Regions from separate parts of the Homo sapiens genome. Here region 1 is linked to region 2. Evidence: read pairs that join two places in POLR2A ChIA-PET (ENCODE). Cell type or tissue: PC-9. All regions are shown on one strand. Links, peaks and the distances in the headings refer to the core of each region. The heading gives the core; the rest is flanking DNA. Region 1 overlaps HYCC1 (hyccin PI4KA lipid kinase complex subunit 1). Region 2 has its middle 3.0 kb from the start of SNHG26.

What was found. Peaks named below come from ENCODE experiments on the same cell type or tissue, not always from the same donor. Only the 100,000 strongest peaks of a DNase experiment are listed, where the experiment ranks them.
Region 1: POLR2A ChIA-PET joins it to region 2 with 7 read pairs; 9 of 35 experiments call an interaction of 5 or more read pairs at or near these places.

What each region holds. Positions count from the first base shown.
Region 1 is chr7:22,932,281-22,937,280 of GRCh38, reverse strand. It overlaps HYCC1 (hyccin PI4KA lipid kinase complex subunit 1), which reads left to right. Exons shown (of 11, transcript NM_032581.4): 11 at 1-3,070. Among named protein-coding and RNA genes, the nearest start is that of SNORD93, 78 kb to the right of the region's middle. In PC-9, for the core only: no CTCF peak of the experiment used is centred there; no DNase peak of the experiment used is centred there.
Region 2 is chr7:22,848,247-22,854,209 of GRCh38, reverse strand. No RefSeq gene overlaps it. Among named protein-coding and RNA genes, the nearest start is that of SNHG26, 3.0 kb to the left of the region's middle. RefSeq lists a silencer at 1-155. In PC-9, for the core only: a CTCF peak has its summit at 76 (motif pointing left); a DNase peak (open chromatin) is centred at 2,899; H3K4me3 peaks cover 371 bases; H3K27ac peaks cover 11 bases.

The sequences.
Region 1 (5,000 bases), core at 1-5,000, 83 kb before region 2:
TATTTAACTTTTGTATCCTAGATCCACTACGGCCTACTGAAAGCCTATCATGCATTTATCTTTAAACTTTTACTCTCTTCATTTAGCCAACATATTTCTACTTCTATGTTGCCTGCTGTGCTGTGTAATTTTCTACAAACATTTTCACCTCCAAATCCCTTGAAATGAAACCCTCTGGAAGAGCATCACCACTTTTTCTTCCTCTATTCTAATTCCCCTCTAGTTTCCCCTCTAGTTTAAGACTTTTGTTTCAATATTTATTCTTTCCTTAAGCCTTTAAATTCATTTATATCCACCAAGTTGAATTTGATGAGACAGGACATGTTTGAAAGAAGGACAAACCAAACAAGCAAGCAAACCCATGAATACTCGTACAATAGGACATAATATACATTTCCCAGTTCCCTGAAGGGGTAAAATTGAGACTGGTTATACAAGCAGTATTGCACAGCATGCTGATACTAGCTAGACATAGCCTACAGTGTTTCAGCTTCACTCAAAGATGGTTCTGGAGGACAGTGAGGAAATGAACTTTTTCCAGCGAGAATAAATATGAGCAGTATTTCTAGTCTGCTTTGCACCGAAAGTGAGCCATCCCAAGATACAGATCTACACCATTTATACCTGGCCAGGTGGTTGGAAACACAGACGTAATAAGATTGGAGGATGAGTGACAAAAATTGGGAGCTAAACATATTGGACTTCTTAAAATAGGCTCAGATTGCAAGAATAATTGTTTCCTACAGACATATTAAACAAAGGCCCTGTGGTGAAGGAGGTGCTAAATAATCAGATGGTCAAGATGACTTTGAGGATATCAGTAAATCTCTTTGGTATTCCAGCCTTTGTTCAAACAGTTTATGGGCAAAGCGGCTATACTGGAAGGATAGGGCTACACAGGAACTTCAACAATACAGGCCTCCTTTCATCAAGGCTGTCCTTATTACTGCCAGGAGCCGAACTGGCCAGCAGCAGTGACCATCCTAAGATACAACATCTGAGGGTGACCAGATAGTTAGTGGCAGATTGATTATATCAAATATTTTCTTTCATGGAGAGACAACTATTTGTCCTCATGGAATAGAGCCTTACTCTGGATCTGGCTTTAAGTTTGCCTTCCCTAAGCACCATGCTTGTGTGTGCAATAATAAGCTTCCTGTTCACCATTATGATTTTCCCCAAAATATTGCTTCTAAGAAACTTATTTTACAATGTAATCAGTGAGGTAGAGGTAGAATTACACTTTCAGTCATGGGAAACTAGGTAATTAACATCAAAATTCCCATTGGCAACTAGATAATCCAGCAAAACTCTTCAAAACATGAAAATCTAGGCCAGGCGCAGTGGCTTATGCCTATAATCCCAGCACTTTGGGAAGCCGAGGTGGGTGGATCACCTAAAGTCAGAAGTTCAAGACCAGCCTGGCCAACATGGTGAAAGCCCGTCTCTACTAAAAATACAAAAAAAATTAGCCAGGTCTGGTAGCACATGCCTGTAATCCCAGCTACTCAGGAGGCTGTGGCAGGAGAATCGCTTGAACCTGAGAAGCGGAGGTTGAGGTGAGCCGAGATAGCACCACTGCACTCCAGCCTGGGCAACAGAGGAAGACTCTGTCTCTAAATAAATAAACATGAAAATCTAGAGAGGCAAGCATTGGCACAACTTCTTTCCTGGAGGTATTGGCTGATTCTAGAAGCATTTAAGGGGATAAGCAGTGCTTCTTACTGCTCCAGGATATTAGGAGGACAAAAACTGAATGCCAGTGCCTGCCAAGTCATAAAAGAGGGCTTAGGAAATTCCCATGCTTTGGGCTGGGACCCAAAAAAGCTCCACCATAGGAGTAAGAGTGAATTGGAAGTGCATCAACTCTCCCCCATACACAGGGAATTCAGCACGGATTCAAACCATCCCAATTCCTGAAATCAGATTAAAAATGATCCCCTAAGTGCTTGGTAATAAACAAATCCTCTGTGGAGGTGGAAAAAAAACCCCATCATCTTAAGCCTCAAGTTCTACAATTTTTCAAATACAGTCTTCACAAGAGAAAAGAAAAATAACCAGACACTTCTATAGCAGAGCAACACTCATTGAGAACAACAAGCAGCTTTGGGTAAAATTGCTTAAAACCTCTGTTTGAAGCCATTGAAGAACTTTCAGCTAAACAGGACTCTAGAAGACAAAACGCCAGAGAGAAGGTGTGCAGAAAAGAGTTAACATAAGAGGCTGAGATGCTATCCTTAGCCCTGATTTTAAAGCTGGGCTTTGGCTAGTGTCTGGGAACTTGGATTACCGGAATGTTCCCACCATTCCCTAACTGATAAGGGGGTTTACTCTTTGTAAACTATATAAACAACATGGTTTATGCTGAATTCCCGCTTTGCTTCTAGGAGTCTGGAATTATGATTTGTGCTGGGCAGAGGGTGCCTCTATCACTAACTTCCAATACAAACTTTGGGCAGTAAGACTCTAACGAGCATCCCTGGCAGACAACATTTCACACCTGTTGTCACAATTCAGTACTGAAGTAATTAACCACAGCCTGTGTGATTCCACAGGCAAAGGATTCTTGGAATCTTGTGTCAGGTTTCCTCTGGACTTCACCCCATGTCCTTTTCCCCTTTGCTGATTTGCTTTGTAGTACTTTTCTCTAATAAATCATAGCCATGAGTATGACTATATGCTGAGCCTTGTGAGTGCTTCTGTTGAATCACTGAACCTGGGGTGCTGGCGTGGTCTTGGGGACTCCCAATACAAAAGTATTTTAACCAGAGAAGTGAGCAGACATTCTGCAGCTACTTCTTCCATTATGGAATTTGCCAAATCTGGGTAAAAGGCCCAAGAAGAGAGTTACTGTTAAGAATCAGAGAAGCAAACAAGTTATGGAAACCACACAGGACTGGAGAAACAAAAAGAACAGGGCCTTTAAACCAATCGCACTTGGGAGAGCAGAGATCCTAGTAAGACAGGAAGTTCAGAGAAGTGAGCCTGGCACTTTCCTTGTTTTCCTCTTGAGTATTTGCTGAATTCTTGGATTGCTCAGAGAGGGAAAAAAAAAAAAAAAAAAAAAAAAAAAAGAAAAAAAAGAGGCGGAAACTTGCTGAAAGCCAGAAAAAAGATTTTTAGTTTTTATGCATCATGGCACTGAGAGATAAAAATGTTATTTCACAACCCTTCAAAAGGGAAAGCCCCTAGTACATATCCCAGGATCTCATTTAAGAACTCTGTAGAGATACAAACAGGAGAATCAAAGTAAATTATACCTTATAAAAATTGTAACTTAGCTTCAAGTCAACTGAATGATTGATTGAATTAATGCAGTCTGCCTGCCACCACTCTATCTTCCCACCAGGAATATATCATCCAGACACTATAAAATGTATCATATCTAATAGCTAACATTGTGTCAAAAATTTCAAAGAATATTAAAAATCTGAACTATGAGGGAAAAGGCAATAAAAACATCCACAGATGACCCAGTTATTAGTGTTATCAGAGACAGACTTAAAAAATAGCTTTGATTAATGAGTAAAGATGGAGAATTTCATGAGAATCAGAATCTATTTTAAAAATTCAAAATTCCAGAATTAATGCAAAACATACATATTTATGCATATTGAAGAATGGATTAATCAAAAGAAAGAGATTGTCAGACTGGATTTTTTTTCAAAAGATCAAACTATATGGTGACTACAAGAGACATGCCTTGGATTCAAAGACACAAGACACAAATAGGTTTAAAATAAAAGGATCCAAAGTGCTATACCATGCAAACAGCAACCATCTAAGAGAGGCAGAATGGCTACACTAATATCAGACCATTAGACTTTAAATCAAAACAAAGAAAATTGTTATTAGAGATAAAGAGAAATTTTATAATGATGAAAAGGTCAACTATCACAAAAATATAACAATTATGAACATGCATGCACCTAACCCCAAAATACACGAAGCAAAAATTAACAGAATTGAAGGGAGAAACCGACAATTTGGTAGCAGTTGGAGATTTCAATATTTTACTTTCAGTAATGGATACAATACCTAGGTAGAAGATAAAGATTTATCACAATAATTCAAGGTTGATGAATTAGCTTCCTAGAACTGTTGTAACAAAACACCACAAACTGCATGACTTAATACAAGAGAATTTATTCTCTCATGGTTCTGAAGGCTGTGTGAAATCAAGGTGTCAGCAGGAAAATATCCCCTTTGAAGGCTCTAAAAAATCTTTTCTTGCTACTTCCTAACTTCTGGTGGTTCCTGGCAGGTCTTGGCTTGTAGCTGCATCACTCCAATCTCTACTTCTGTTGTCACAGGGCTTTCTTTCCTGAGTATTTTCATATGACCTTTTTATAAGAACACCAGTTATTGGATTTAGGGTTCACTCTAACCCATTATGACTCCAACTTAGCTAACTACATCTGCAAAGATTCTATTTCCAAATAAGGTGAAATTCTGAGGTTTTAGACCAATGTGTTTTGGGGGATCATCATTCAATCCCATACAGTCGTCCCTGTGACTCCCCAAAATTCACATTCATCCCACATGCAAAATACATTTACCTAATCTCAGCATCCTTCAAAGTCTTAGCCCATTCCAGCATCACTTATAAGTTCAAAATCTCATCTAAATATCATCAACTAAAAAAGTCCTAAATCTCATTATCAAAATTAGGTATTGGTGAGAATCTGGGTATGGTTCATCCTGGGGAAAATTTCTCATCTGTGGACCTGTGAAACCAGAAAATAAGGTATCTGCTTCCAAAATACAATGGTGGGACAAACATAAGAGAGATATTTCCAATCAAAAAGGGAGAAATTTGAAGGAATAAAGGGGCCTCTGTTAGCCAACAGGTTTCCTGATTCCATTAAGATTCAAGATGTAAGAATAATTCTCTGTGACTTGGTGCTCCATCTTCTGGGCTGCAGCAATAATGACCCCATCTACTGCATCCATGGCTCAGTCCTTGGAGCCAGACTTCTTTCATTTTACCCCATCTTTAC
Region 2 (5,963 bases), core at 1-5,000:
GCACCAACCAAAAAGTTGCCGGAAGGCCCCTCCGGGTCCAGCACCCGCCCCGCCCGCGGGGCCCGGAGGCCCTCGCGCGCCCCCTGTCGGCGGCCCGGGCCTTCCCCGCCTTGGGCCCCCCCCCCCACCCCACACGGCCCCGGCTCCCACTTGGCCCCGGCTCCCACTTTGCCCCGGCCTCCGAGTCTGGGGAGTCTGCCCCAAACTCTCGCTGGCTGTGATGTCTCTTTACCTCGTTGAAGGTCAGAGGAAGCTCCTGCCACTCAAATAATGTTAGGTGTCTCTGGTACCCACTCCCCTCCCTTGCCTGGTGTTTCTTAAAGTCTTCAGCCACGCCCCTGGGTGCTTCTTTCAAGACTCGTCTAATTACGTAGCAGAAGACTGGCTCCCGTTAAAGGATGTGAACATTAGCGGAGGTCGGGGGTGCAAACTCATCGAAGAGGGGTTGAAGCACGGGGAGGACTCCTGGTGCCTGGAGTGCTGCATGCTTAGAATGATGGCCACGGCCCGCAAATATCTTGCCCCCAAAGCACGTCTGTGTCATTGGACTGTGAGGAGGAAGGGGAGAAGGTATTCTGACTGCAGTAAAATAAGCAGGTCTGTTGGCTGGATGCCTAAGCAGCACTACATATAGAACATGAGTGTTAAGGACTGAATTTGTCCCCACTCCCAAAGACATTGAAGACCTAACCTCCAGCACCTGTGAATGCGACCTAACTTGGAAAAACTGCGTCTTTACAGATGTGGTCAAGACGAGATCATTGGGGTGGACCCTCCTAATTCAACATGACTGATGTCCTTATCACACGGTGTCAAAATGCCACTTGAAGACAGAGACACACGAAAATGTGGCGGGACAGGGGCAGATCAGAGTGATGCAGCTGTAAGCCCAGGAATGCGGTGGATTGCCGGCCACCACCGGAGAAAGGCTAGGAAGAGGCAAGGAAGGACCCTCCCCTGCAGATTTCAGAGGGAGCTTGGTGTTTGGTTCTGCTGACACTTTGATTTTGGACTTCTAGTCACAAGAAATGTGAGACAAAACATTTCTGTTAAGTCACCGAGTGCTTTGTTAAGGCATCCCTAGGGAATTAATACAAGGACTGTGGGGACTTTCCCTCTGCCGTTCTGTGTAAAATCTGGCCATAAAGACATTATTTGACTTCCCTTGTTTGACTGTAGGTCATAAGACCCCCATTCCAGAGGGAGTCCTGTCCCATACCCAGAAGGAAAGAGTGCATGCTCAGAGAGGCCAAGAAGAATCCAGACAGACAGGCCTTGCTGGGTTTTCTCCCTCTATTAGTCTTAGATCATACACTTTTTGTCCGATCACATTTCTACGTCACTGCCCATACTTTGTTGAACCTAGGCATAAAAATGGATAATTTCCCCTGTATCTTTGGGTCTTCATTTGAAGGATCCCGGGTATACACATTAAATACATTTATATGCTTTTTCTCCAATTAATCTGCCTTTTGCAAGTTGATTTTTTAGTGAACCTTAAGAGGGCAAAGGGAAAACTTTCCATGTTGGCCCCTACAGATTGCTCAGTGCAGCAAATACTTATTGAGTGCCTATTCTATGCCAGGTGCTGTGATTGGTGTTGGAGGGTGTGAAGTTCAATGAGAAACTGCCCCTGCACTAAAGTGAGGAATATAAAATGAGATTCACCCACTGATAGAAGCCCATGAAGAGTGCCAAGGGCACAGCATAAAGCCACAAAGCCCAGCCTGCTAAGGCTACAGGAAAGGCTTCCAGAAGGAAGAGGTACCTATTAGTACAATGAGTGTAGCATGACCAGCAGGAAACTCATATGCTGCATGAAATTTAGGAGAGGAAAGAAGCAAAGAGGCCAAGAGAGTTACAGAAAAATCATAGGATAATAGAGTGCAGGGGACTTTAATAGGTCATCTAGGATTATTCTCTGGTGGGTGGAGCTGGTCTTAGGGTGTTGTCATGCAGAGTTGCCATGATGGTGCAATGTAGGCTCCATGAGAACTCTGTTTCCTTCTCTACTGAATCCCCCGAATTCAGTGTAAACGCCTAGAATATATTTAGATAAGGGGAAAAACTCCTTATCTAAATATCCTTATCAGAGGAAGAGATTATTCCCCCAAAGCAGTTCAATATTCATACCATAAAACTCTTCAAGGCTGATAATGGGGCAGTAGTGGGGTTTTATCCCAGGCGGTAGCTTCCTTGGGTCACCTTGAGTGTGAATTTATTCCTGTATTCCCAGTACCTGGCCTAGGGCTTTGCACATTGTAAATGCTTGATAAAACCTACTGAATTTCCTTTTCTTGCTGTCCATTTGACTTGTCTTTCACACATGTGGTGAACTACAGATATTCCCTGACTTACAATGGTTTGATTTATGTTTTTTTTTTTTTTTTTTACTTTGTGATGGTGCAAAAGCAATACGTAGCTCAGTAGAAAGTGTGCTTCAAGTATCCGTACAACCATTCTGTTTTTCACTTTCGGTACAGTGTTCAATAAATTACATGAGATATTCAACACTTTATTCTAAAATAGGTTTTGTGTTCAATTGTTTTGTCTAACTGTAGTGTAATGTAAGTGTCCTGAGCACATGTGAAGTAGACTAGGCTAATGGGATAATAGTAGACTGGGATGTTCGGTAGGTAGGTGTATTAAATGCACTTTCAACTTACCATATTTTGAACTCACAGTGGGGTTATCAGAACATAAATCCATTATAAGCTAAGGAGCATCTATGCTTGGAGAGTAGGAATCCCAGGGCATTGGGAGGCGTTGTGCACTTCCCTGGCTTGTTTTGCTGCTGTTAGTGGGGAGCCTTTTCCCCCAGTCCCATGCTTTTCTGTAGAGGAGCTTCTCCCAGACAATGCCCCGGGCCTTTTACTCATTCTTTCCTCATTCCTTTCCAGAGAAGGAAGGAATTTCAATACAATTCTGTGCCAACATGAATGCTGAAATCATGCAAACTGTGGTGGTCCTGTTGGCTTCCATCCTCTGCCTGTCACCTGTTTTCAAGGTGGACAGGTGCAGACTATTATTTCCTCTGTGGGACTAGGGGAAATGGGTGTGGTGAACTGCACCCAGCCATTTTTGTGTTTTTTCGATGGTCAAAGTGGAATTAAAAATAATGTCGCTCCCAGCACTTTGGGAGGCCGAGGCAGGTGGATCATCTGAGGTCGGGAGTTTGAGACCAGCCTGACCAACATGAAGAAACCCCATCTCTACTAAAAATACAAAATTAGCTGGGCGTGGTGATATATGCCTGTAGTGCCAGCTACTCGGGAGGCTGAGGCAGGAGAATCACTTGAACCCGGGAAGCAGAGGTTGTGGTGAGCCGAGATTGCGCCATTGCACTCCAGCCTGGGCAACAAGAGTGAAACTCTGTCTCAAAAAAAAAAAGTATCTCTCATTAACCCTGCAATAACATAATCCTGGAAGCCACTGAGGGTTTTCTCAGCTCAGTGTATAGTCAGTCAATTGGGGACATTGTAAGTGTCACTGCCTTAACTTTTGTGCTTTTCTTTTTTTATTTCTTTTTTCTTGAGGTGGGGTCTTGCTCTGTTGCCCAGGCTGGAGTGCAATGGCAGAATCATAGCTCACTGCAGCCTTGACCTCCTGGGCTCAAGCAATCCTCCTGCCTAAGCCTTCTAAGTAGCTGGGACTACAGGTGTGTGCCACCGTGCCTGGCTAATTTTTTTTTTTTTTTTTTTTTGTAGAGGTGGGGTCTCACTATGTTGCCCAGGCTAGTCTTGAATCCTGGGTTCAAGCAGTCTTCCTGCCTTGGCCCCCCAAAACACTGAGATTACATGTGTGAACCAGCATGGCCTGCCACTTTTATGCTTTTTGATGGTCAAAACGGTATTAAAAATAGTGTCTCTTGGTTGGGCGCAGTGGCTCACGCCTGTAATCTTAGCACTTTGGGAGGTCGAGGTAGGTGGATCACATGAGGGGAGGAGTTCAAAACCAGCCTGGCCAACATGATGAAACCCCATCTCTACTAAAAATTAAAAAAAATTAGCCAGGCATGGTGGCGGGTGCCTGTAATTCCAGCTACTCGAGAGGCTGAGGCAGGAGAATCACTTGAACCCAGGAGGTGGATGGTGCAGTGAGCTGAGATCATGCCACTGCACAGCCTGGGTGACAGAGTGAGATTCTGTCTCAAAAAAAGAAAAAAGAAAAAAGTCTCTCATTAACCCTGCAATAACATAATCCTGCATTTTACCCAATTTAAATTTTTGGCCGTCACTTATGTTGGCAGGTGACATCCACTGGCTCATCTTTCTCAAAAAAGAAACACATCTATTTGAAGGCTGCAGCTATGATGATTCACTCCCCTTTTCTTCCCTCACTGTCCAAAACCAGCATAAGGCAATGATGGCCCAAGGTCTAGACTGGGATGGGGAATAGGGTGTCTCAGCTCTGAAGACACAATCTGAACAGTAATAAAGCTAGCACCTTAATTTCCATTCTTTCTTATGTCTGAGTTGGTTCTGAATGCAGAAGGAAGGGAAAGTGCATTATTTTTCACCCTCCCCCTATCCTACCATTGCCTGATCCTTATCCCCAGGAGGATCTAAGACTCACATGTTATCGACAGACTAACCTCAGACATTTGCTTTCATGAATTAATTGGCCCATTCATTTACTCTTGTGTCTGTGTGTAGTGCACATTTTAGTGTGTTGTTGCAGTGTAGAGTCAGAATATAAAGCAACTACAGACATTATTTATGATTTAAAGGATCACTCCAGTTGGGTGACATTTTAACTGGGGTCATTGGGCTGTTTGCCATGAGCAGGTCTCTGCCCAACAGCTTGCCTTTTCCAAGCAGCTGTTGGCTTGTTTTCAAGCCAAGAGAAAATGTCTGCCCTTGCTGAAGCATATTGGTTTCATCTGCTTAAATAAACCCATGTGGCTGATTTCAGCAATTAGAAGGTACACACGTGAGTATCCTGGAAGCCCTGGGATATGAGTGCTCTGATCCCCACGTGGGTACAAAATGGCCTTTTGTTTCTGATTCTCATATAGGTACAAAATAGCCTGTTAAAAAAAATCCCGACAGTTTCGTTATTTACAAACATGAGCATTGTTGTTCATGATACTTCTAGAAAATACATGAATAGAGTATAAAACAGAATTGTTACATATTTAACTATATCAAACATATTACCTTAATTGATAAGAATGATCAGATTTGCTGTAAAACAAATAAAATACAAACATTTTTAACTCCATATCCTTCCTCAATGAACTGCTTATTTCTTTGTTTCTGCTTATAGCAGAACTCCTCAAAAGAGTTGTCTGTATTTGTCTCTAATGCCTTGCTTCCATTCTCATCTGAATCCAATTGTGGTGGGCAGCCTCTGAGATGGCTCCTAATAATCCCCATCTCCTGCTATTCAGGCCCTTGTAGAATCCCTTCTCCTTGAGTCTGGGCTGCACACCGGAAGTGATGGGGTGGCATCTTAGAAAAGATGCTAAGCATTGTAAGTCATTAGGGAATTGCAAACTGAAACAACACTCAGATCCCACTACATACCTTCTAGAATGGCTGAAATTCAAAACACTGACCATTACAAATGTAAGTGAGGGTGTGGAGCAACAGGAACGCTCATTCATTGCTGGGAATGCAAAATGGTACAGGCACTTTGGAAGACAGTATGGTGGTTTCTTACAAAACTAAACAAACTCTTACCATAAGATCCAGCAATTGTGGTCTTTGGTATTTACTCAAAGAAGTTGAAAACTTATGTCCACACAAAGGCTTGCACGTGAATGTATTAGCTTTATTCATAATTGCCAAAACTTGGAAGCAACCAAGATGTCCTTAAGTAGGTGAATGGATAAATAAACTGTGGTACATCCAGACAATGAAATATTATTCAGTGCTAAAAACAAATGCTCTATCAAATCACAAAAAGACATGCAGGAGCCTTAAAGGCCTATTACTTACCAGGTATGGTGGCTCACACCT